Linked DNA regions of Homo sapiens: region 1 is linked to region 2. The links are chromatin loops, found by intact Hi-C in ENCODE. Cell type or tissue: mammary epithelial cell. All regions are shown on one strand. Each heading gives the region's core, and the rest is flanking DNA. Links, peaks and the distances in the headings are about the cores only.

Region 1 (12,344 bases), core at 2,041-10,040, 690 kb after region 2:
GCCAATATTTTACTATAGTAGTGTATAAAGTGGAAATAGCAGGCCGGGCGCGGTGGCTCACGCCTGTAATTGCAGCACTTTGGAAAGCCGAGGTGGGCGGATCGCGAGGTCAGGAGATCAAGACCTTCCTGGCTAACACGGTGAAACCCCGTCTCTACTAAAAAATACAAAAAATTAGCCGGGCGTGGTGACGGGCGCCTGTAGTCCCAGCTGCTCCGGAGGCTGAGGCAGGAGAATGGTGTGAACCGAGGAGGCAGAGCTTGCAGTGAGCCCAGATCCCTCCACTGCACTCCAGCCTGGGAGACAGCAAGACTCTCTCTCAAAAAGAAAATAAAAATAAAAAAGGAAATAGTAAATAATACATTACTCAGAATGCTACCAAAATGTACATACAGCTTATTTATAGAATAAAAATGTGTTCTATTAATTATGTTACCTTAAATGAAATCTTCCCTCCATCCACATGGTCGAACAGGATTTTTTCTCATTTACTGAGGAGAGTGAGAAAGAGAAATGTATCCCCTTGGAGCTGCGTTCCTCCAAAGTGGAGTGTCTTTATCTTCGTTATCTTTCTACATGATGCAAACAATTGGCTTGTCCCTAAGCAATCATGCTGTAATTAGTCAATAATGACAGTAAACAGGGGTCCCAGTCTCTCTCCAATAGTTCACTCCTCCAACAAAATTATTTGCAGAGTTAGTTTAATGGAGTGCTGTCAGCAGATTAACGGCCTCACTTTGAAACAGTGTCAACCTCTTGACTGGACATGTTTTTGATAGGTGTCCTGGCACATAGCTACAAGTAAGAAACTATTAGCTTGTAACAATGTTTTATTTCTCTGAAGCCTTCAGATTGTGTACTTTGTTTGCAGAAATACACCAAATAATCAAATTTATGTTTCTTTATTTTACAAAAATAAAAAAATGTGCTTTTTGTTTTGTTTTCATTTTTGAAAGGTGACATAAAAGTGTTCTAAAGGGCTACATAGTTTCATATTCCAGTTGTGAAAGGCAGGGAGAAAAGATCCTATAAAATACTGTATTTATTTCTCCCAAGAAAAAAACAAAACAAACAAACAAAAAAAACACTTTTCTATCCAGTGAGTGGAGGATAGTTGTGTTTGTGAACACAAGTTGGTTTACAAAACAAAACAGCTTTTGTTCAAAGACTCACTTCTATACCATTTTTTTTAAAAAAAAAATCTCAAAATACCTGTTGTATTTCACACATTTTTCTTGCATGTCATGCACTTCTGTGTTCTGAAGCAAAGCACAGTAGAATTTATTGTGCTGGAAAAGCTTACTCTCTGAGAGAGACATCTGTTTTAGATATGCATTTTTGGTGTCTAAGCCTTTTAAATCTGGCCAACTTATAATGAAGTGCTCTGGGGACATTAGCAACTAACCCTATTTGGATGAAATCAAATATGAGATTATTCTACATAAAATATTACTTCTTTGTATCTGACAGCTTTAGAGCAATATTCCATTGTATTAAAATTAGTGAAACTGATCATCTAAAAATGAGTTTGGGGGCACTTTTATTCACAGAAAGAAATATTGGCAGCAAAAAATATATTTTTTCCTGAATAATCTGATTATTTTACTATTTTATTAAATTGGTAAAATTAAAATAAATCAGTAAAATTAGATACATTAGACAGCTTTACTGAGTACTTACTATGTGGAGGGGGCACTGCTGGGTGTTAAGAAGAGAAGGATGAACAAGATAACATAAGATGCTGGCCTTGAAGGAATTTAGGCAATAGTTGGGGAAACGGAGAGGTGCTCAGGTAATTATCACAATAGACAGTGATAAAAGCTGTAATAAGATTTAAGTACTGGTACTGAGTGCTTAGTGGCAGTACTTAATGGTAGTGGAAGGTAACACCTAATCTATCCTTTGGAGATGCAGGAAAGATTTATGCAAAGATGAAAGGCTCAAATGAGTTAGCTGCTTGCAATGAGTGACAGTGGTGAAAGAGAGTTCCAGGCAGAAACAAAAGCAAGAGCAATTTCCTAAGAGACAGAGAGTGTAAGGTGAATTTAAAGAATTGAACTTCATTTAAATAAGCGCCTGAAAAAGCATTATAAGAATTTGGTACGTTATCCTGAGAGCAGTTTTGAGCTAAGATAGGATTTTAAGGAGGGGAGTGGGTGACTTAAAAAGATCATTCTGGGTCTAATGTGGAGAATGGATTAGAGGTGGACAAGATTGGAGATAGGAAGCCCATTAGGAGGTTATTAAAATAATCCAGGCAGAAGATGGTAAGGCTTGAATTTACGTAATGGAACTGGGGATAAAGGAGGTCAACAGTTCAAGGGATGTTAGCATTTCTCTTTCTCCCTCTCCACCTCCATTTGTGTAATGTGCATTAACCAGTGGTTTTGCTTATATCTGCACTATGACAGAATGCCTGGAGATCTAGATTCCTTAAGATCTTTGATATTACAAAGTGATAATTTGATAGGAATTTTATGAGTAATTGCTGAAACAACTGCTAGGTACTTGAAGAGGAGAATGGACAGGTCATGTATTTGTGGATATGAATGATGCAATCTCAATCTGTCCACAAAAGATAGCACAAAGTGTCAGGCTTCTGAGCCCAAGCTAAGCCATCATATCCCCTGTGACCTGCACTTATACATCCAGATGGCCTGAAGCAACTGAAGAATCACAAAAGAAGTGAAAATGGCTGGTTCCTGCCTTAACTGATGGCATTACCTTGTGAAATTCCTTCTCCTGGCTCAGAAGCTCCCCCACTGAGCACCTTGTGACCCCCGCCCCTGCCCGCCAGAGAACAACCCCCTTTGACTAATTTTTCACTACCTACCCAAATCCTATAAAACGGCCCCACCGCTATCTCCCTTCATTGACTCTCTTTTTGGACTCAGCCTGCCTGCACCCTGGTGATTAAAAAGCTTTATTGCTCACACAAAGCCTGGTTGGTGGTCTCTTCACTCGGACATGCATGACACAAAGGAGATTCTAGGAAGGAAGACTTGGTCTTGGCCACTTAATTAAGGTAAAATTTCAAGGACATTGCAGTGTCAGTATTAAGACAGAGGACTAGTGTTATGTGTTGAATTGTATCCCCAAAAAAGATGCTGAAATCTTTACTCCCAATAACTGTTAAGTGTGACCTTATTTGGAAAAAGGGTGTTTGATGATTATCAACTTAAGACTAGGTTATTAGGGTAGACTCTGGTCCATTATGTCTGTGTCCATATAGAAAGGAAAAATGTGGACACTGAAACAAATGCGCACAGGAAAAATGCCATGTGAATATTGGAATTATGTTGCCCCAAGCCAGGAAACTACCAGAAACTAGGAGAGAGGTCTCAATCAGATTTTCCCCAGTGCTGTCAGAGAGAGCATGGCCCTGCTGACACCTGATTTTCAATTTCTGACCTCCACAACTGTGATACAAAGCATTTCTGTTGTTTAAGTGACTTTGTGGTATTTTGCTATGGCAGCCCTAGAAACCTAATACAACTGGAGAAAGGAAGACTTCAACTGGACACATGAGAGAATTTGCTAGATTCAGGAGAAGGAGGACATGTTGATATGCCAGTCAACTATTTCCCTATAACTGGACCATACTACCATGTGAGATGCAGCCAAATGTTCAATGGTGTATCTGTCAGTTCGGTGTGACTTTCTCACATTACTTCACTGACTTGTGGGAATAAAAACTATACTAGTTATCTAGCTAGGCCCATGATTCTGAAGCAGAACATTGATTCCATAGCCCTCCTAACTTTCTAGCCAGTACTCCTGTATTCAACCTATCTCCTTCTTTTATGCCTTATTCTTTTTCTTATCCCTCTTTTTCAACCTAAGCACTGAGATGTCTCTGTTCAACTATATTAACTTTGGGTAATAATATCAATATCCTTCCTCTGTTCTGGGCTCATTCCCTATTTCTCCACATTCTCCAATACCCTGTCTAGTAGGCAGTATTACTTCTATCAGTGAATTGAAACCAGCTGCAAGCAGATTTTGAAGAGTGAAACTAGAATATGAGGCTGTCCTGAAAGCGAATGTCTTTTTTTATTCATGTTTTCAAAATTATTTTATTGAGATATAACATACATAGAAATGCATATATCTTAAATGTATGGCTTGATAATTTCTACTTATATACATGTTACAGATGAATTTATATTCCCATGTTACCACAGCTTAGATGAAGATTATGATTATTTTGTATTATTAGTTTTTTAAAGTTTGCCTCTACTGGTGAGTGCATAGTGGTGTTTCATTGTGGTTTTAATTTGCACTTATTTGATGACGTGTCCATATCATTTATGTTTGGCTCTTGTAAATAACAAGAATTATTTTATTCCAATAAGACAAATTTTAATAATGAGTTTCGTATATTTATATTTACTGTGATTACAGAAATATTTGGATTTTTTTACCATTTACTTTATACTTTGTGGGTCATTCATAATGAAAAGAAAGCTAGGGTGGCAATATTAGTACTTGTGTGGTGAAGAACTAACTTTACCAAAAGAGAAGTCTGGCCTTTGTCTTGGCTCCAGGAGGTAGCCTCTAAACCCTTTGAATTTTCCAAGTAATTGGAGTGTCTTTGTTATGGTGGGCCTGTTAGAACCCACTTGATAGAGAGTTATGCTGATTAGGTGACTGATGGTTAGCTCCTAGATAGTTTATGCTGAGGAGTTGACTAGGTTGGATTTGGCCATACTGGAAAGATCAACCTTATATTTTTATATCACCCTAACCCCAGTGGAAGCGAGAGCTAACTGGAGACTGAGTCAGTGGACAATGATTCAATCAATTGTGTCTACAGAGTTAGAGTCCGATTTAAAAAAAACAAAAACAAAACTCTTAACACTGAAGCTCAGTGAGCTTTCCCTGGTTGGCAATACTCTTGAGTATCGTCGCACTTTGACACTGAGAAGATGATGAAAACTGTGTTTTGAACTCTCTGAGTCTTCACTCTATGCATCTCTTCTAATTTGGGAATATATATATTATATATGCTATATAATATATATATTAAAACTATAACTTTAAGTATTAGACTTTCTTCTAGTGAGTCCTGTGAATTTTTCTCTTGAAAAATCAAACTTGAGAGTGGTTGTTGAAACACTCTAATTTGTCACCAACTGGTCAAAAGTAAAAGTGGCCCTGGGGACTCCTGACTCTTAACCTGTGAAGTTTAGCCTACATCGGGTAGTATTAAATTATACAGAATTTAAGATGAATGTTATTAAGAATAAAGAGGGACACGATATATTATAAAGTAATAAATTTCTTAGGAAAATATAAACAGTCTAGTTAAACAGTCATAAAATATGGAAAGCAAAATCTGCTGGAACAGAAAAAAATAATTTATCCCTATAAGGGGAGATATTAATGTACTTTTATTAATCAATCAGTTAGGCAGTGAAATAAATTAATAATGATATAGACAATATGGACAGCATAATTAACAATTAACAAGTTTGATTTATCTATCTATTTAGCACCTAAGAAGTAGAAAATGCACATTTTCAAGCTCACATGAAACATTTTTAAAAAAATGACTGTGTGCTAATCATAATGAAAGTCTCAATAAATCCAAAGACAATGATAATATATACAACTTACATTAAAAAAAAAAGAAAACTGTGCCCTTTTGCTGAATGTACACTTTTATCTGTGTTTCTTTTTCAAGTAAGAGGCCTCTGGCACACTAAATAAGATCACTTGAGCGATGGAGTCTCTTTCTAATAAAAGTGATTGTAGGAGCTGTGGAGAGCCAGCGAGCCTTGAAATTTTGGCTCCTGCGGTCTGCCAACTTGATATTGGGAGATCACTCTCAGTGTGTGTGTGTGTGTGTGTGTGTGTGTGTGTGTGTGTGTGTGTGCATCTGTATATGTGTATGCATTTGCATGAAATTTAGCACCCCTCATTGACTTTACTCTTAACTCCAACTCCTTACTTTGTATCTTTTCTTCGACTATTTCTTGACTTTCTTGGGAGGCTGCTGGCATAGCTGTCTCAGTAATTAATGTTATGGAAAGTCTCATCAAGGATGCTGAACAGAAAAATGAATTCCAATATGCACAAATGTATAATATTAACATTTAGCTCTAGGGTATTGTTCTTAATTGTCTTGCATTATAATTTGTTTCATAACTGCTTCAATTGATCTTACAGTGATTCAAAATATTTTAATTGCAGGATGAAGTCCATTTAAAAGATTGAAAAATAAAAAATGATTCCAGGACCATGAGTTCCTTTGTTCTTTGTTTTTGATTTTTAATATTTCAGACTAGTGATTTTGCCTATGCAGTGCTATACTTTACTTTGTGCCAGGGCTCCCCAAACTCTAATGTGAAAACCATTTGCCTAATCATCTTGTTAAAGTGCAGATTCTAAGAGGGTCTGGGAAGAGGACTGAGATTCTGAATTCCTAACGAGCTCCCAGATGTTTCTTGTACCTAAAGTGTGGTCAGCAGACTGCACCTTTGCACATCAAAGCTCTGTATTGTTCTGAACTGTACTATCCTATTCAACATAGTACAATAATTGGACTTGTTCAGATATTTAACCCTGAATCAGTTAAAAATATTTTATAAACCAAAAAACATTTTTAAGAAAATATAAGATAAAACAGTATTTAAACATGGTGAGTTAATAAATAAATTATGTATATAGAACATAAACATTTGTTGTTAGGTCTGTTGAGAGGACCTTTTTTTCAACAAATGTGTTCACATACTTATTGCAAGAAAGAAGTGCCATTTGTTTTAATTTGATTTTGTAGTATTTACCAGTAGATGGCAGTACATATTCAAGCTTATGGCAAGACAGTTACTGTAACTAAAACAGTGTCCCCTAACATTCAAGAAGGCAGTCTTTCTGTAAGTGCTCCTCAAGCCCCAAGACAGAGTCATGGAACTCTTATTTGCAACGCATTTTTATTTGATATAGGCTCTAAACATCCTTTTTTATTCAACTTGAATGTTAATAAATATTTTCACTTTAGAAAATCAGAAAAACACTCTAAGAGGTCAAATGAGAAAAAATGAAGTTAGGACTATAGCAGATGGAGATTTAGTTTACATTTGTACATTGGGTGTGTGTAGGGGGGGAAATAATCCTCTTTCAAAGCATGTATCAAATAAAACACAAATCTGGAATTAGGGTAAAGAAAATATTTTTTAAAATTATCGCAAGGAGGAAAGAGAATAGAAGGAGGGGAATTGTAATAGAAGGAGGGGGACTACTGTAATAGATCGTGAGACCTGCCAGTATTCAAAGATTAAACAAAAAGAGTTTTCCTTTTATAATAAGAAGTAAACAAGGCTAGAAAAAAATTAGGTGTGGAGAAATGGGATGAAAGAGTGGACAGCAGATTGGACAGTAAATAAGAAACTGTGTTACTGAGATTATTCGCAGGAGTTGCTGTTAAGGGGCTGTCTGCTGGTTTAGTCTGAAGGTGGTTCAAAGTTCAGGGACCTAGGGGAAGCAGAGATGCTTTAACAAAGCTTGCTTAACAAGCATTTTGTTCTCATTGATCCGTGGGGACCAGCAGTTCAGTTAACTATTAATGAAGCAAAGAATGGGAGTTTGGAGGGTTTTGTCTGGATTGGTCATAGGTAAACCAAGGAAAGCATCCCTAAATAAGTCATAGGGAAGGCTGTTTCTTTGTAGTAAGGTATCTTTGGGGACACAAAAGGATGGGGATATTTCTTTAACACCTTTGTTTTCCAAGATCCCTGGGTTCTAGTAAAATTCTACATTGTCATAGCTAAAAAGTCTAAATAAGGGATTTAAATGAATTTTTATAGTTATGGTTGCATTTATTCCATAAATGTTTATTGGAATTCAAGCAATGTGTAGGAATGGGCTCTGGTCATTTAATGGTCCAAATGTTATGGCTAAAAATGCTCCCCAAGGATCTTACTACATATCCAGTCCAAAGCATTCTATAGTTACATAGGTAATTTGAAAAACATGGTTTGATTTTTTCCTAAATAATGTAAGTTAATAAGCCAAAGTAAATGCTTAATAAATGTTGGTTTGATAAATGAATGAATACATGTTCTGCATTAAACATATTATTACATGTTTATATATTTGACTGAACTGAATAAGACTTAAAGTTAAATTTCTCAAAATATTTCCTTGCTGCTCGTGGACAAAATCTTCCCAGGTATTTCCTATGAAGTCTAAGTGCTGCTTTTCAGGGTGCACTTATGTCTTTACTTGTAAGTTTACAAAATCGAATTTTTCTGTCTTTCTAGAAGTAGTATTGTGACTTATACCTTTCTGAATAAAACAGCAGCAACAACAACAACAACGTTTATGGACATAAACTGAGGGAATAAGGGCATATTTCAATTCCTATACCTAACATTAGGATTTCAAAAATAGGCCTTCTCTCCATCTCCTACTTACGAAGGGGATGTGATTTCAGGTGGAGAGTGAGGGTCTGGGAAACATCATTTATATTTAAACCCTTAATATATGTTTCTCATCTAATGCCCTCAATAGTATTGCAGGGTACATGTTTTAATAATGTTCTTATAGATTAAAATATTTTCCCAAATACACAGAAATAAAACACAAAAGTGACAGAGAGGGCTCTGAATAAATTCATTATATGTGTATATATATATATGTGTGTGTGTGTGTGTGTATATATGTGTGTATATATATGTGTGTGTATATATATGTGTGTGTATATATATATGTGTGTGTGTGTGTGCATATATATATATATATATATATATTTATTTATTTATTTTAACAAAATAATTACTCTATCCTGGAGCAGGGCAACATGCTGGAAGGTACAAGGCTAAAATAAAAATTGTCTCTGCTGTTAAATTTTTGCCACCTAAAGAAACCAACTAATGTAGATCTCAGGATAGCATTCTGTCTGAGTGTAGGGGAAGCAGCAGAGAGAAGTGATAAATTCTTCAATGGACAAAGTTGATGGTCAAGAAAGACTTGAGAATATGTGCCACGGGTTAGATGTTCTCCAAAACTTTGAGTCTCTACTTCCACAGTGTGAAGTTGGTGCTGGTAGAGGAATCTCCAGACAGGAACTATGTTTCTCCAGCCTCCTTTGTATACAGTTGCAGTAATGTGTTCTCATCTATGAGAAATTCTCCCCAAAAAAAGCTAAGCAGAAGTGATGTGTGCCACTTATGGTCTAGGTTTTTCCACTCTCCTTCCTTTTTTTCACCAGAAGCAGAGGACTCTGAGGCTCCAGTGAATGAATGATAGAGCAAATAGGTGGAGAAGCCTGTGAATGAATCACCATGTGGAAAAACAGGAACATGGTTATGTGGATGAAAAATATAATTATATTATTTTATGGGATTGAAATTTTGAGGAGTAGTTACTATAGCAATTACTGCAACTATAACTATTATAGAAGTTACTCCTAATCTGAGTTATGACAAGTTAACTCACGTAGCTCACATAATTTTAAATTGTAAGGAATCTTATACATTATTCCAGATTTTCATTTTATACAGCAAGACATATGCCTACAGGAGAGTCGAGGTTACATTGCTAATAGGTAATGAATTTAGGTCTAGAATTTTGGGCTTTCCTGCCCCAAAGCCCTGTCTAGGGGAGGAAGGTGTCATGCTGCTTTTATATAGCACTTAACGAAAATCACCCCATTTAACTTTTTATTGACCTTTAAGTTTATTTCTCTGTATTCAACAATCTGCAAAGAATTAGTCATGGTTTTTCTTATTATCACCTACTGTGTAGCTAAAGACAGCTATTTTCCATAAAAAATAATCACAATTATTTCTTGTTCTTAAGCTAAGATGTATAATTCCTTGAACAGTTTCACATTTATTGTATCTGAATTATCTTAAAATAAAAATGCCCACATCCTTGGTATTTTTCTTAAATAAGTGTATCTCATAACTGCCTAGTAGAAAGAATACTGGGCTAGAAATAAAAATTATATTCAACTTAGCAAATATCTCTGATATACTTATTATATGTAAGTCTTGGTACTAGTCTTGACCAACTTGCATTTTTAAGGAAAATGATTGCTAACCAAATATCATCTCCAGTTCAAACATGGTAGAATTATACTTTCCAATCTTTTTGTTGTTGGCTGGGGATTCTGTGATGAGTAATGGGGGGAAGTAACATCTTCCGGACCAGAGAAGTTATTTGCTGGTGGACAGTCTTCAGAATATTTTTTTCCCTGTGGCATAAATGCAATCAGGGTTCAAGACTGTGGCTGCTCCATCAGCCTGTGTCTCTCAATGGCAGTATCGATATCCTCTTCTTACCTATGATGGACCTGTAGCAGGAGCAATCAGCAAACCTTCATTGTTTCAGTATGTAGGAATTTGGAGAGTATTACTGCAGCATAACCTAATCTATGCTGACTGAAATAATGATGTTTCTGACATTATAAATGTGATCTTGAAAAATTCATTAAACTTCTTGGATGTCTAGCCTGCAATTTGGGAATTAACTGCTGTTTAGAGACCAAGTTATATAATTATGGAAAATACTAGACTAGGAGTCATAAATCCTTAGTTTTGTTATCTACCTGGTCACTAATTTGTATAACTTTGGGAATGTATTCCTTCTCTAATTTATTCCCAAATATCTATTGAACATTTATTGTGACTAAGTACCAGAAAACACAGATGAATAGAATCTTATTTATTGCCCCCACAGGAGCTCACAGGTGACACAGAGAGACAGAGAGATGTAAGTAAATATGATGAGATGTGGTGAGTTATAGTAAAGCGCAGATTTTTATGAGAAGTGTAGGAGGGACAATCAGGTAAAGGCACAGGGGAGTAAGGAAGGGATCACAGAGAAGACATTTCAACTTGAACCTTTTTATTAGAAGAAGTAGCATCTTTAGCAAGAGAAAGAGTATATGAAAAGATGTAAAACTGTATGTTTTAAAAGAGTAATCTCCTTTCTTTCTTCTCTAAAACTCATATGTCCAATTATTTGAGTGGGTTTTTATTTTCTGGACAGGAGCAAGATGTAGATGGTTCTGATGTTTGTCAAGGTATTTTAATGGCCCACTTAAAAAAAAGCCAATAATCTTTTGTGTATTTTCTGGAACCTACAAAAATAAAGTAAATTTTCTCTTCATTAGAATATTCAGCTCTACGTACATTGTGGCCAGGGATAACAGTACAAGCATTTTTGCATATAGAAAGAAAATTTCTTAAGGTGTTTCAGACTATTAATTTTTAATGTCCTTATAAATGGAATGGCTTGTATATTTGTATATGTGCATGTGTGTGTTTTAATAGTTACTCATTCCAAAACTACAGGAAAAATTAAGAGGTACATGGGTACCTCGCCTTGTCATGGCAATCTTAAAGAATATAAATGATGTCCCAAAGCATTTCTTAGAGTTTTCTATTATTAAGACTAAGAAAAAGGGCATTAATTATTATTTATTTTTTCTTTGAATACTAGGAACAATCGTAGTAGCATCTAAAGTTGTTTGTTTTACATTTATTTTAATTTCTTTAGTTATCAACAGTGTAATAAAATGTGTTACATACATAAAATCTTATTTTTTTATAATGATTTTTATGGAGAATTAACGGATGGGTCCAAAAAGGAAAAAGTGATGCTCCTCGTATCACCTTTCACTGTAGCTAGTACTGCTGCCGCAGTGCTATACTGAAGAACCAAGCATCCTGGAGTATCAGGTAGTGCCCAGCTGTAGGGTAAATAAAGACCAGAGTTAGAGCTGAAAGCAGGGGAGAAAACATATCTCATGTGGTAGCAACAGCAAAGGAGATGACTCACGATCAGACATGTGATATGCTCACTTTCCCCCAAATAAGCTAGAGAAAGGGAGGCTAACATTCTATGTTTACAGTATGAATGTGCCTGTCATAGTTCGATAAAAGTTAGTACCTCTGTGTGGCACATGGGTCTGTAGAATGGTAGACCCAAAGCTTGAATATGAGCAAGAAAAGTTCCCCAAATAAAGGGAAGGATCACTCTGAGAAAGACCAATGGACTTGATGTTAATCTCACATGGTAACAGAAAGCTACTGAAGAATTTTGAATAAGGGAAATCATAATACGATTTGTGTTCTGTAAAACACTCTCCAATAGATGTGTTGAAGATCGATCAAAATTAGGGGGAAGTGGGAACCCAAGGCAGCCACAGACAGACTATTACTGTCATATTTTCAGTATTTGGTGCAATATGTGGCTGGCAGAAGATGCAGAAGAATATTTGGGGTATGAAAGAGTGGAGGCAATGATGAGGACCTGAACTACCTTAGTGTCTCTGGGTTAGTGAGATATGTAGGATATAAAACTAAATAGCATGCGGATCACTGATTGGATAT
Region 2 (12,344 bases), core at 1,793-9,792:
ACACGTTCTCCCTTATAAGTGGGAGTTAATAATAAGAACACATGGACACAGAGGGGAACAACACACACTGGGGCTTGTCAGAGTATGGAGGGTGGGAGGAGGGAGAGGGTCAGAAAAAATAATGGGAACTAGGCTCAATACCTGGGCAATGAAATAATCTGTACAACAAACCTGTAGGACATAAGTTTACCTATGTAACAAACCTGCACATATACCCCTGAACTTTAAATAAAAGTTAATATATTTGTGTATGTATGTGTGTGTATATATATACATACATATGTATGTATACACATTTAATCTGAAATTTAAATTGTATCACAGAAGAACACACAGAGGTGTATATATACATGTTTGTACATTAACTGTAAAGTAGAAATTTGACATTTGACATTTGGATCAAGTATGAAAAAGCTGGTTTTATGTGCAATCAAAGCTTAGCTCTGGGCACCTGCCATCTTACTTCAAAGTAAAGCTTATTTTTGATTATTCAGAGAAAAAAAGGAATTAAAAAATAAGTAAAACCAATCTATTAAAAATTATTTTTGTTTATTATTTTATTTAGGTGAAACAAGAATCTACTTCTTTTACCCTTTTTCAATTTTTTACCTTTAAAACTTTTAACAGCCTAACTCACATTCTAAATACTGAAAGTGCATAACATAGGTCAGTGTTAATTTTTTAAATGTCAATTCAACTTAGTAGAAAAAAGCAATTGATGTGTTTCAGTAATAACTTCCACTTGTTTTAACTTGTTATGTTAGCACTTGCAATTCTGTTTAATTGGCATGTAATTTAATTGCCACATAAGTTATTTAATTATATACTACAAATGGGAAAAGTTGTTTATAGGCAATCATATCTCTTTTGTTAAAATCTGGAATACTAGATGTTCGTCAGTCTTGTGCTTATAGGTAATTCCTTCATGCTGATTATTTGCATTGCCTGATTGAGTTATATCACATATTAACTCATTCTGTCATTGTTTCTAGAGGGGTGTATATTTATATTTTAGTAACAAATTCAGACAGTTAAATTTCAATCTACTTTATTATTAAAGACAAAGGCACTAAGACCTGTGTTTCTCTCTTCATGGAAATTACAATATCACAATAATTCACAGATGTTATTTCTTCAGGCCAGGATGCCTTACTCTCTCTCCTTTCTTTGCCTAATTTCAGTATATTACTTTTGAAGGTTTACCGTAGGTGTTACTTTTACTTAGAAGGCTTTTCTGACCTCACTAATGATCAGGTGGCTTTTCTCTGTGTTCCTTTCAGTACCGTAACAATATAGGATGAGACAGAACTAGGGTATAGTCTTTATTTTTCAGTAGTGTGGCAACCTTGGACTCTAGCAGGATATCCTTGGAAAGCCTCAGGTTTTTTTGGTTGTAAATCAGGGATAATAGTTACTTATTTGATTGTTATGAAAGATATATTAAACAAACCTTATTATGTTTTTGCCTGATGCCTGGCACATAGAAAAGATTTGAAAAATCTAGCCGCCTTCTACTTAATGTTCAATAAATAAAGATTGAATGAATTAATGGATTACAATTATTTATTGACATTTGACTCCCACTGTTCTGTTCATTTATTCAGGAATGGGTCTGTGATCTTTTGCCTCACATAAGATAGAAAATAGTACTTTCCTCATAGTAAGTGGTTGACAAGTTGTAAAAACCTTTTGCTTTTCCATCTGACTAAATCTTCCATAAATGTTTCAAGTAAATATTACTCATTTAACAAGTATTTGTTAAACCCTTACTCTGAGCCAGACATTGTTCTGCAGGTAGGTTATACTTCAGTGACAAATACTCTGGTTTCATGGAATTTGCATTTCAATGGAGAAAGACTGACAATAAGCAGATAGACAGGCAAGTACACTGTCCAGCGACGAGAAGAGCTACAAAGAAACATGAAATAGAGCAAGGGGTCAAGAGAATATCAGGAGCAGTTGCTATTTTTATGCAGCATAGTCAGGAAAGATGATATTTGAACAGGAGACCTAAAGGAAATGAGGAAGTCAGTCCTGTGGACAGATATCCGGATACAGAGCTTTCCAGGCAGAAGGAATAACAAGTATAAGAAATCTGCTTTGGGAGGCCGAGGCGGGCGGAACACAAGGTCAGGAGATCGAGACCATCCTGGCTAAGACGGTGAAACCCCGTCTCTACTAAAAACATAAAAAATTAGCCGGGCATGGTGGTGGGCACCTGTAGTCCCAGCTACTCGGGAGGCTGAGGCGGGAGAATGGCGTGAACCCAGGAGGCGGAGCTTGCAGTGAGCCGAGATCGCGCCACTGCACTCCAGCCTAGGCGAGAGAGTGAGACTCCATCTCAAAAAAAAAAAAAAAAGAAATCTGCACTTGTGTCTCTTAAATATATAACAATTTTTAAAAACTTTAAAAGAAACTTTGGCATTCTAGCATTCGCTATACAGGGTGGCAGGCTAAGATGCTCCAGTAGATGCTGAGACCCAGTAAGTGGCAATCCACTCAAACCACTCACTATTCATCACTGGCAGTCATAGGAGGGTATTCAGGAAATACACAATCTAAGCTGGGTTTTAACAAGACCACTCTGGCTGCTGTGTAGGGAACAGACAATGGAAGACCACTTAGAGGCCACTGCAATAATCCAGTGAAAGATGATGGGGCTTTGGTGTAATCTTGTGTTTGAAAGAAATATCATAATCTAGCCCAACTCAGTCATTAAGCTGATGACATTAATTCATTCATTCAACAGTTTATGTATCTTGTAATATAACACATTGTATCTGTAATTCTTAAGGAGATATACCTGTGTGGTCTTATTCAAAACGGAGTAAACATTTCTGTAAAACCAATAGTGAAATTTGTATGGCTATATGAAATAAAGTTTAATTTTAAACCATCTTTCCAATGATGATTACCTACATTGAAAAATTCAAATATACTTAAAATAGTTTTCTTTCATTTTTTAACATCACAAGATAAACTAGTTTATCTCATATTTTCATCCACTTGGCTACATGTAAAGCATGTCCAAACTTGTAGGAGGCTGAATTATAGACAATTACCCCTTGCAGGTTTGATATAGGACACTTGTACATTGGCAATACTGCTTATTTACATGACCCTCATGGAAGCTCATTATTTTGTAGATCAGGATGTGGTAATCATTCCAATGAAGAAATCAATATTACGTAGCCAAATCTGGTTCTTATAAGAAATTTTATTTTTATCATTTTATTTTTTCAATTCTTAAAATTTATTCAGATTGATATAAAATTCCAAAATATGAATAAATGCCACCAGATGGCATTTAAATTAGCCTCTGAAATACATGTTGCAGATTTTAAGCAGATGATTAAAAAATAGACTTTATAATAAACATAATTTTTATTTTCTGATCAAATATTTTTGTAGATAGAAATAATTCAGCTTCCTTGCTTATTGTAGGATATGTTTTCCCAGGTGATAGTTCTAATTACATTAGCTGGCAACATTAATTCACTCTATGTTTGAATTTTTATTCCTTTGTACCTCTTTTTAATATATTCAACACACACTTTGTTTTTTAAAAGAACACTGTAATAATTATTCCTGTGGAACCATGTAATGTATTGAGTGAAATGATTTTAAAATATATATGTCTTTGTACATAGTACCCATACAAGTGAATATATATGTAATATTTATAATTATTATATTATAACTTTGGTTAATTCAAGTTTCTTCTTTATTTTTATTTATTTTTTTCTTTGTTTCTGTAAATTATATTTTAACATACTTGACTAAGTGGTATTATAATTAAATACTCTGTTCTCACTATTCAGCTGTCACAGGTAAAATATGTCTAATACATAAGAAAATTTTCATTGTTTGTTTCTAGAATACTTCCTCGCACTTCATGGGTTAAAACAGATGTATACACACACTCATACACATGTGCACACACATACACACAGGAGTATGTATATATTGTATACATATATGTGATATATATACTTTAAATATATACACTTTAATGAATGGGACTATCTGTTCCTGGAAGCTGAGGGATTTATATTATTTTTAATACTTTTATCTTAGTTCATACATACAAACACTCAGTAAATATTTGTTAAATAAATGAATATAAGTGCATGCCCTTGTCTGATTCTCAATGGGAAAATGTATTCTTTTGAGTTACTTTGACAGAGAGGGAAATCATGGCCTATTTTTCACTATATTTAATTTCTCAATTTATAACTATAGCTATTGGTTTAAGAATTTTAGGATGGGTACAGTGGCTCATGCCTGTAATCATAGCACTTTGGGCGGCTGAAGCAGAAGGATCGCTTGAGCTCAGGTGTTCAAGGCTGCCAAGAGCCACGATAGCACCCCTGTACTCCAGTCTGGGTGACAGAGCAAGACTCTGTCTCTAAGTAAGTAAGTAAATAAATAAATATTTTAAACCTTCCTTTGAAAAAACATTTATTACGGTCATCCAGATTTCTCAAGGACCTTGAGTGTGTTTTTCATTGGAGCACTTAAGCACTGTTGACACAAATTGGTGTCTCTGAGTCCTTGTCTCCAAATTGCACTTATTAAGCACTGCCTTCAGGTGAGATCAATATTTTTTGAAAGTCTCCAAATTTACTTTATAAAATTATGTGCTTGTATTTGCTGAGCAATTATGCGCTCATAAGATGTGAAATATTTTAACTCTTTCCTAAGACCACACACAAAGAAAGCTATCTACACTAAAAGGCCAGACTCTCTTTTTTTTTATTTTTAAGAAAAATAAATGCTCCTTTTGTTTGTAACCATATAGACATAAAGGATCTTTTCAAAATCCTTCTTCTTTCTCAGAGTCCACACCCAAAACATGCTTTAATTTTGGCTGATGTTCTTTCCTAAGAAAATTTTCTACTTGCTACATCTCCACATTCCCTGCCCTGACTGAGGCTCTGACCTCTCCCGAGCTTTCTCAGCAGCTTCCTGTTTACCTTCCTGACCCTAACTAGTCTCTCTCCCTTCTTTCATATTGCTGTCAGGGTGATTTTTCTAAGGTGAAAATCTGATCCCTTCACTGTTACGCTTACATTCTCCAGTGGGTCCCTGGAGCCTCCTCCTTCAATATTTCAGCATTCCCTTCTCTGTGACACTGTCCCTGATTCGTGAAAGGTCATCTCTGTGGGCCCTGTGTTATCTTAGGTGTACCCAACCCAACCTGACAACCTTGACTATAAAAAATAATCTCTCTATATTTAGGTGTGTAGATAGAGATATTTCTTCCCAGAAGTCTGTGAGATTCTTGAGTGTAAGGATCAGACCTCCCCCTATCAGTCCCAGTGCCTGTCACAGCACCTGAAACATACCAGGTATTCACAAAAGATAGATTTGTAGGAATAAAATCTATCCAAGCGATCCATTGTTTCCATTTGCTTTTGCTGTTGTTGACACAATGCACTTTATTTCTTACCAGCAGGTGTCGCAATAGCTCCATGTTTTCAGCATGATTTTTGGCTTTTCTGCTTTGCTGTAACATATTAATTGGGCTGTTATGGGAAGGAGATGATAATTTAGGCACTGTTTACAGAATAAAGCTGATTTAACCTTCAGTTTCTCTGTGAACATTTTTTTTTCCAAACATAGTGTTCCAACTGAAATTGCCAAAGTAAAAGGAAGACTTCAAATTTAAAAAACGATTAGAGTGAAATAAAAATTCAAGCTAGGGCATCAAGTTAAAAACACAGGAAAAATGTGAAGCACAAAATCAACACCTCAGAATGGTAATGGCAAAATGACAGCTATAGCCACACAACTGTTTCTTTCCATCTCACAAGCGAAAAGCAAATTGTGTTTGGTATTTTAGCAGGAGAGCTCAAAGGAAAAACATGGTCCAGAGTGAAATGTGCCTTGTTTTTAGGGTTCTTTCGCTTTGAAGAGCTCGAGATACTGACAAAAAACTTTAAATCATGGACCCATGAACATTAGAAATGTAACAGTTTTACAAGCTGAGAACCAGGGAAAATGAAGAAACAAACAGAAAAAGAAACACCAGGAGATGATAAATCATCTCTAAAAGTATGAAAACATATAGTGAAGAAAATTATTTAAATAAGATATGCAGTGGTCAGGTACACATTACTGAATACTTGCAGCTGAGGGTAGTAAAGGGACAAGAAAGTCTTGGAATCAGACGATCCAGGTGATGGATTCTAAAATTACTAGTCGTGTAACCTAGGACTATATAGACCCTGGCATCTCAAATCATCTGTAATTCCAAACATAAAATAAAGCCCATTTACAAAGGGTATTGTGAGGGTCAAATATGATAAATCATGTAAACATGCTTCATGTTCTTTAAAATGCTATATTTGCATAAAGCAGTATTAGAGAAGGATGAAGGCAACACTTATTGAACATCTGTGATGTGGAGTGCTGGATACTTTACATAAAATCACATGCAATTATTTTCCAGTAGAGAAGATTCTCTCCAAAGTTTCCTAGTCCACAAGCTGCAATCACAGCTCCCTCCTCCTCACATCTCCTTTCTGTCATGGCCCTGTCACCATATTCCAATGAATACCTCTGAAATATGTAAATGATAGATATTACTGCCAGCCTAAACATTGAAGGAACTCAATGAGGGGTGAGCTTTACTAGAACTAGTAATTTTCAGCTTCCAGAGGCCTTGTGGTAGGGTTGAGTTAGAATTAGTGCTTCTAAAGAAGCTCTGGATATATTTGCCAACAAATTCTGAGTGGAAACTTTCTTTTGAAGATGTAAAGGAATTTATCATCAGACCAAGATCACATGTACCTTTTTAGACCTTTTTATGTGGATAGAAGAGACTTTTTAAAAAAAATTCAAAGGTTTCTTCTATTGCAGGTTAAAACTAGTTTTGGAAGATGACACTTTGAGACAATAGGAATAGCCTTACCCCAGATGATCTCTCAATGAATTTTTCTTAATAAATTAAGATTAAGCCATATACCAAGCAATACAGCAATCTATATTTCTAAGGTTATTAATTTCATTATATGCACACAAGTGTAAATTGTTTAGTGATTTGTAATTTCCATTCCAGAAATAATCAGACTTGGAGAGGCAAAACATATCATCTTATATGTATATACTTTTGGGTGCATTCGAGTCAATAGTGTTATTCTAGTGAACATCACATGGGCTGGGTAAGAAAAAAAGAAGCAAAAAAAAAGTGAAAGAGAGAAAGGAAACTCTAAGATTTTGTTCAGTTTAAGGTACAGAAAGTGAATCTTACAGCAGTGAATGCGCTTAATTCCATGCTAACTTTCTCTCCTTTTATTCACCTTTGATTTTAGATAAATTATGCTTCAGATATTTGCTGTTAAAAGAACCCAAATAGTGCCAGAAATTAAACTGTTCATCCTAAAATATTTGCAGAGGTTTGAATCATTATCACACAAATACTGTTAGGACATTAGCAATCTATGCAATAGATTATAATATCCATAGATTTTCTTGTGCAGTTCTGCAAAACTTCATTATTTCCATGACTGTTGAACTGGAACTATTTCCAGTTACTAAGAAGGCAGGTCGAATATTATGTCAATTGCTGATTAGTAGTTCTATTTCTTGACAATGTTACCAGTGCTGCCATTTGATGTTTTGCACTGAGTGGAATTAATGTTATTCAGGGAGGTAATGATAATGAACCAAATTTCATATCTACAAAGAAGCCTGGACAGCGGGGCAGTCTTGCACTTTGGTCTTTATCTGAAATCAGATGCCTTATCACCACAAATCCTGTCTGTCAAGCTCCCCCAAATAAGGTGGATTTATTAATACGAGTTGTTACTCTTTGTTCCAATAATGAGCTCCACTACTGGTGGTTGCTCAAAGAACCACAGAAAAGCAAAGCAGAGGACCTGTCATTAGATAGCAGACTACATAGGCAGCAGGAATTGGATATGGCTTTTAACTCCATGCCATTGATGGTAATTTTTGGTTGCTTGCCTGATTTGCCTGGGGCAACTAAAAACATCACCTTAGTTTTATTCAGACTAATTGTCAGCCTGTGCAGTGGTGCCAAATTTGAGAAATGATTGACAACTAGATATATATCCTCAGATGTATGACCCTCCAGTTCATAGTCATTAGCACTCCATTACAGGGGTGCTGTGACCCAAAGACATTAGTAGAGGCCAGTGATCTGCTAAGTCCAAAGAGCTCTGGGGAGGAGAAGCAGCACATTCCCACCCAGGTGTTCACAATATTTGTTGCATTATTGACCATCTTGCATAGGAGAAGCCGGATGGTGTAGGGCCTGTTGATGACTTTGTTTGACACCCATTTGTGTGCAGAGGCAGCTCAGGCTAGACGCCATCTGTCCTGACTTGCTGGCCATATCGTCATGTAGCTGTCTCTTTGTGTTGATGGATTTCTTTGAATAGCTGAGTGAGTCGAGCATTAGCTAAGTCCATAAAAAATCAATGTATAAACCCTGATGTTCCTTACCACATTTTTTCTCACTCTAGAAAAATCCTAAAGACTGTGTCTCTGAGACTTGTCTATAATTTAAAGAAATGCACATGATAACAAGGAGAAAGAAAGATATATAGAGATATTATATCCATCACCTTTAAAATCTAAACATATCTCAAACTCAATTCTTTTCCCCTTTGTTCTTTTTAAACACATTACCCACACAGTGAAAGAGGATTATCCTGTGCCTGTCACTTTTTTGGTGCTTCTAGTGCTTGGTTGTGTAACCAAACATATTAAAATTAAAATCCATATGAACAAGCTGTTGAAGATTACATCTAAAAACAGGGCTGATGGCAAATGTGCTATGTACTGAGGGTTGTCTTTGTCAGGGAAAGACACTTGAAATGGTGTAGTAAACATGACTTTTTCCCCAATCTGAGTAAAAAAATTCATGCAAAGAATTAAAGCTTTCACGGGTGTCTTCTGGTGGTCATCCCCACTTTCTAATCTTGCTATACTTCCTTAGGTCCCTGCTCCTTCCTAATAATGACTTTCTCTTCAAACTAGGCCTTGAGGGTCATTTACCCTTTGGGAAAAATCCACTCCCCACCTACAGGGGCTGATGTTGCCAGAGGATCCAGTGGCCTTCCCAAGTCTGAGCTATTTCTTCCAGAGAGAAATACCCAGGAGCTTCAGCAAGACAGTGAAGAGGGGCCTCTGGCCCTTCAAGTCCTGCAAAGCAATCTCATGTGGGAGGAGTCACTCTAATTGAGCCTTCTTCAGATCTTCCCACCAGTGTAGTTGTTCCTACTTTTCTTTGTCTTCATTTGCCTGATAGATACCTGCTGGTTCATATGGAGACATATATGTGTGCATGGGCTTCCCACTCGCTGTTTTCTGAAGGTCAGGCCTTCCTTTCCTGAGTAGGAAGCCTATATTCCTACTCTGTTGTCATAAACTGGAAGCCAGTGGGCAGAATTCTAACCATAAATATTATTTATTTGGCTTCCATAATGTTCTAAAACATTTTTAAAAATTCACTCAATCTATCTAGCTTTTCAGTGTCTTTGGAAAAATCAGAATCTGTGGCAACCCTAGAAGGCATTTCTAGAAGGTGACATAGCTTCTGAGTTCAGAAGCAGCCAACTATTAGGCAGACCGTGCTATAGGACTGCCTGCCATTCCCCAGTGTCTTAATATTTTTCTTCCTCCTTTGGTTTTCGATTCCTGGTTTAAGACCATAAGGAAGAAGAAAAACTTTTCAGATCAGACACCTCTCTCACAGTGGATTTGGCAGAACTTATTAATATACAGAGCAGTATTAGGTTCTTTATTTCTACTCTCACTCCTCTCTCAAATTGTGATTCTTAGGTCTTCCAGGAATAAAAAATAAAACCAGCCCTTTAATAAAACATAGAATTTCTGTGGCTGTGCTTGCTTAGCTACATGAGACCTGACAGAAACTTTGAAATGCATACACATAAGGGCTGGATCAAGCACCTTCTATAAAGCCTCAACCTCCTTCCAGGAGGAAGGTAATGGGAGTTCCTTCTTCCAGGACTGGTCAAGGTTAGTAGGTTTTGATACCATCATATAAACACAGAGTTAGTTTCCTAGAAGATGCCTTATAATTCATTAAGTTCAATAATACTCCATGGAAGGATATCCTATAGAGTATTTGATTCCTCTTCTTGATCACTTCTAGAGATAAAGTGTTTCTCTATTATAAATATTATCCATTTTTGGACTTGTCCCCTATAAAATGGGTCTAAAGTATTAAACTATGCCCTTTCTCATAGGGTTTTTGTGACAAGATTTATATTTGTTGTTTGGTTCTGGAAAGTTGTGTCTTTTCCTGAGCCAAAACTCATCTCATACCTTCTCCTAATTATCTCCCATAGATCTTCTCAGTCTCTTCCCTCTTCTGCATAGAATCCTTTCTAATATTTTATGACATTGCTACTTTCCATGGTCCCAATCATGTTTACTTTAGACATCACCAGTTATTTCAATGCTTTCTCCTATGGAATAGTTTCTAGAGTGATCATCATTTTAATAAATTTATATTTTATATTGTGTTTTAAAAGGAAGTTCTTTTGTTTTGGAACGTTGAATGTCATACCTAGCAGTAAACTAAACATGCTTTTTTCTATTTAATTTCAGGAGAGCTTGCACAGACAGAGAAAGTAATATGTGCCAGTAGGTCTGCTGAATTGCACAATCAACCATGGGGGGCATCATTCCCATCATGGTCCATGTAAACAGTATACTCTGTAGTTGTGCATGCGGTGTGCAGCCTGAGTGACCCTACATAGAAGTCCCTGACACATCCCAGAGAGAAGTACCAGACACATATGCAGAATAAGCATTAGCATATTACCAATTTCCAGGGTGTAAGAAAGAAGGCAAGCAGTTCATTGCAAGAAGGAAGAAGTTGGTGGTATGGATTTCATTGGGGTGAGCTATAAATGTTTTGAGTTCTCCCTGTTCCTACACCTACCTGCCATGCATGGGAGGGAATGCTTCCCTGCTTCCCCCTCGCATTAAACCAAATGAAGAGGGTTTTCAGAGCATAACTCAGAGAAAATGGTCCTTGCCTCTGAATTTGGAGAATGCAGTGAAAAATATGTACTTTGAGATATAAGTCTGTCATATAAGCACAGTATTCCAAACATTATCGGTTTGATGCAAAACACAAAGGAACTTTTATATCTGAGAGCATAAACCAGTACCACATTGATAGTTTTAGTTACCATGTCACAAAATTGCCTTATATTCCGTTTCCAAGCAACTAAAATATCCAGGTATTTCCAGATGAACTGAAATTTGGTCACATATATTGATACTTTATATGGGCAAATAATTTTTTGAAAATGAATCTGAAGCAACTTGCTACGGAAGCAGCATCCCTGAATGTGAGGATTTACAATGCCTTGGTTTGCATCTTACCTCGTTTACTTTGTTGGCCAATCATTGATCTCTCTGAGCTTCAATATCCTCATCTGTACCTTGAGAATAATGCCTCCCCCAAGGAATTGTGGAAGTTAAATGAGATGATTTGTGTAGGTTGTTAGCACATTGGAAGCACTAGATAAGTACAAGTTCCCTTCTGCCTTCTTTGATGACACCCACAATTTGTGATTTTGCTCATCTCCAACCACCCTCCATGGGACAATGTGACACAGGGATTGAGAATGGTTGCTAAGGAGGAGGAACTACTTATAAGCATGTGACTTCAGGAAAGTTTCAATTCCCTGCTTCTCAGAACCTTTCTTTGTAAAAAGGGGGAAACAATAGCTTTTAAGCATAAGATGAGACATGGCACTTGAAGCATTTGGGCACAGAGCCTGGCACACATCATATGTTCAGTACTTTTTAAATTGTCATTACTCCTCCCCCAGCGACCATGACTATAGTGGGGTTTATTTGCTTTGATGGCAGGGCCCAAAACTGTCCTTCAGAAATCTGACTAAAGGGTGTCTTTGAAACACTATCTTTGTTTTGTTACAACTGAAGAGCCTTTAAATTAGTTAGTCTGGAAATCAATAGCCGATTTCTAGCAGGGGAGGTAGAAGGAAGGATGGCCACAGCACTCCATTTTGAAAGTCTGATTCATTTTGACCCACATCGTCTACAAAGTCTTCTGCCAATTTCTCTGAGAGACATCCTCCCCCAAATTCTAGGTGATCTGTTCTGTTCCTCATAAATAACAAGGTAACTTTGAGTCTGTCACTTTCATTTCACCTGTCAGCTCTTCCTTTTATGGAATTGACCTGAAGAGAAGTGGCTTTCCTCTTCTTTTACCTGAATTCACTCTCTGGCTGGTTCCTCTACTAACACTACATTTTTTGCCATCCTCCCTTGGTCATCACCTACAATGTTTCCTGCTATGTTACTTCCCT

The links. Hi-C counts contacts between places; a loop is a spot of excess contacts. Peaks named below come from ENCODE experiments on the same cell type or tissue, not always from the same donor. Only the 100,000 strongest peaks of a DNase experiment are listed, where the experiment ranks them.
Region 1: it touches region 2 in a loop (4-fold over the local background); 8 of 110 quality-filtered maps call a loop at or near these places.

The regions. Positions count from the first base shown.
Region 1 is chr1:73,993,009-74,005,352 of GRCh38, reverse strand. No RefSeq gene overlaps it. Among named protein-coding and RNA genes, the nearest start is that of LRRIQ3, 200 kb to the left of the region's middle. RefSeq lists an enhancer at 2,597-3,098. In mammary epithelial cell, for the core only: a CTCF peak has its summit at 6,810 (motif pointing right); no DNase peak of the experiment used is centred there; H3K27me3 peaks cover 324 bases.
Region 2 is chr1:74,683,115-74,695,458 of GRCh38, reverse strand. No RefSeq gene overlaps it. Among named protein-coding and RNA genes, the nearest start is that of ERICH3, 15 kb to the right of the region's middle. In mammary epithelial cell, for the core only: a CTCF peak has its summit at 5,450 (motif pointing right); no DNase peak of the experiment used is centred there.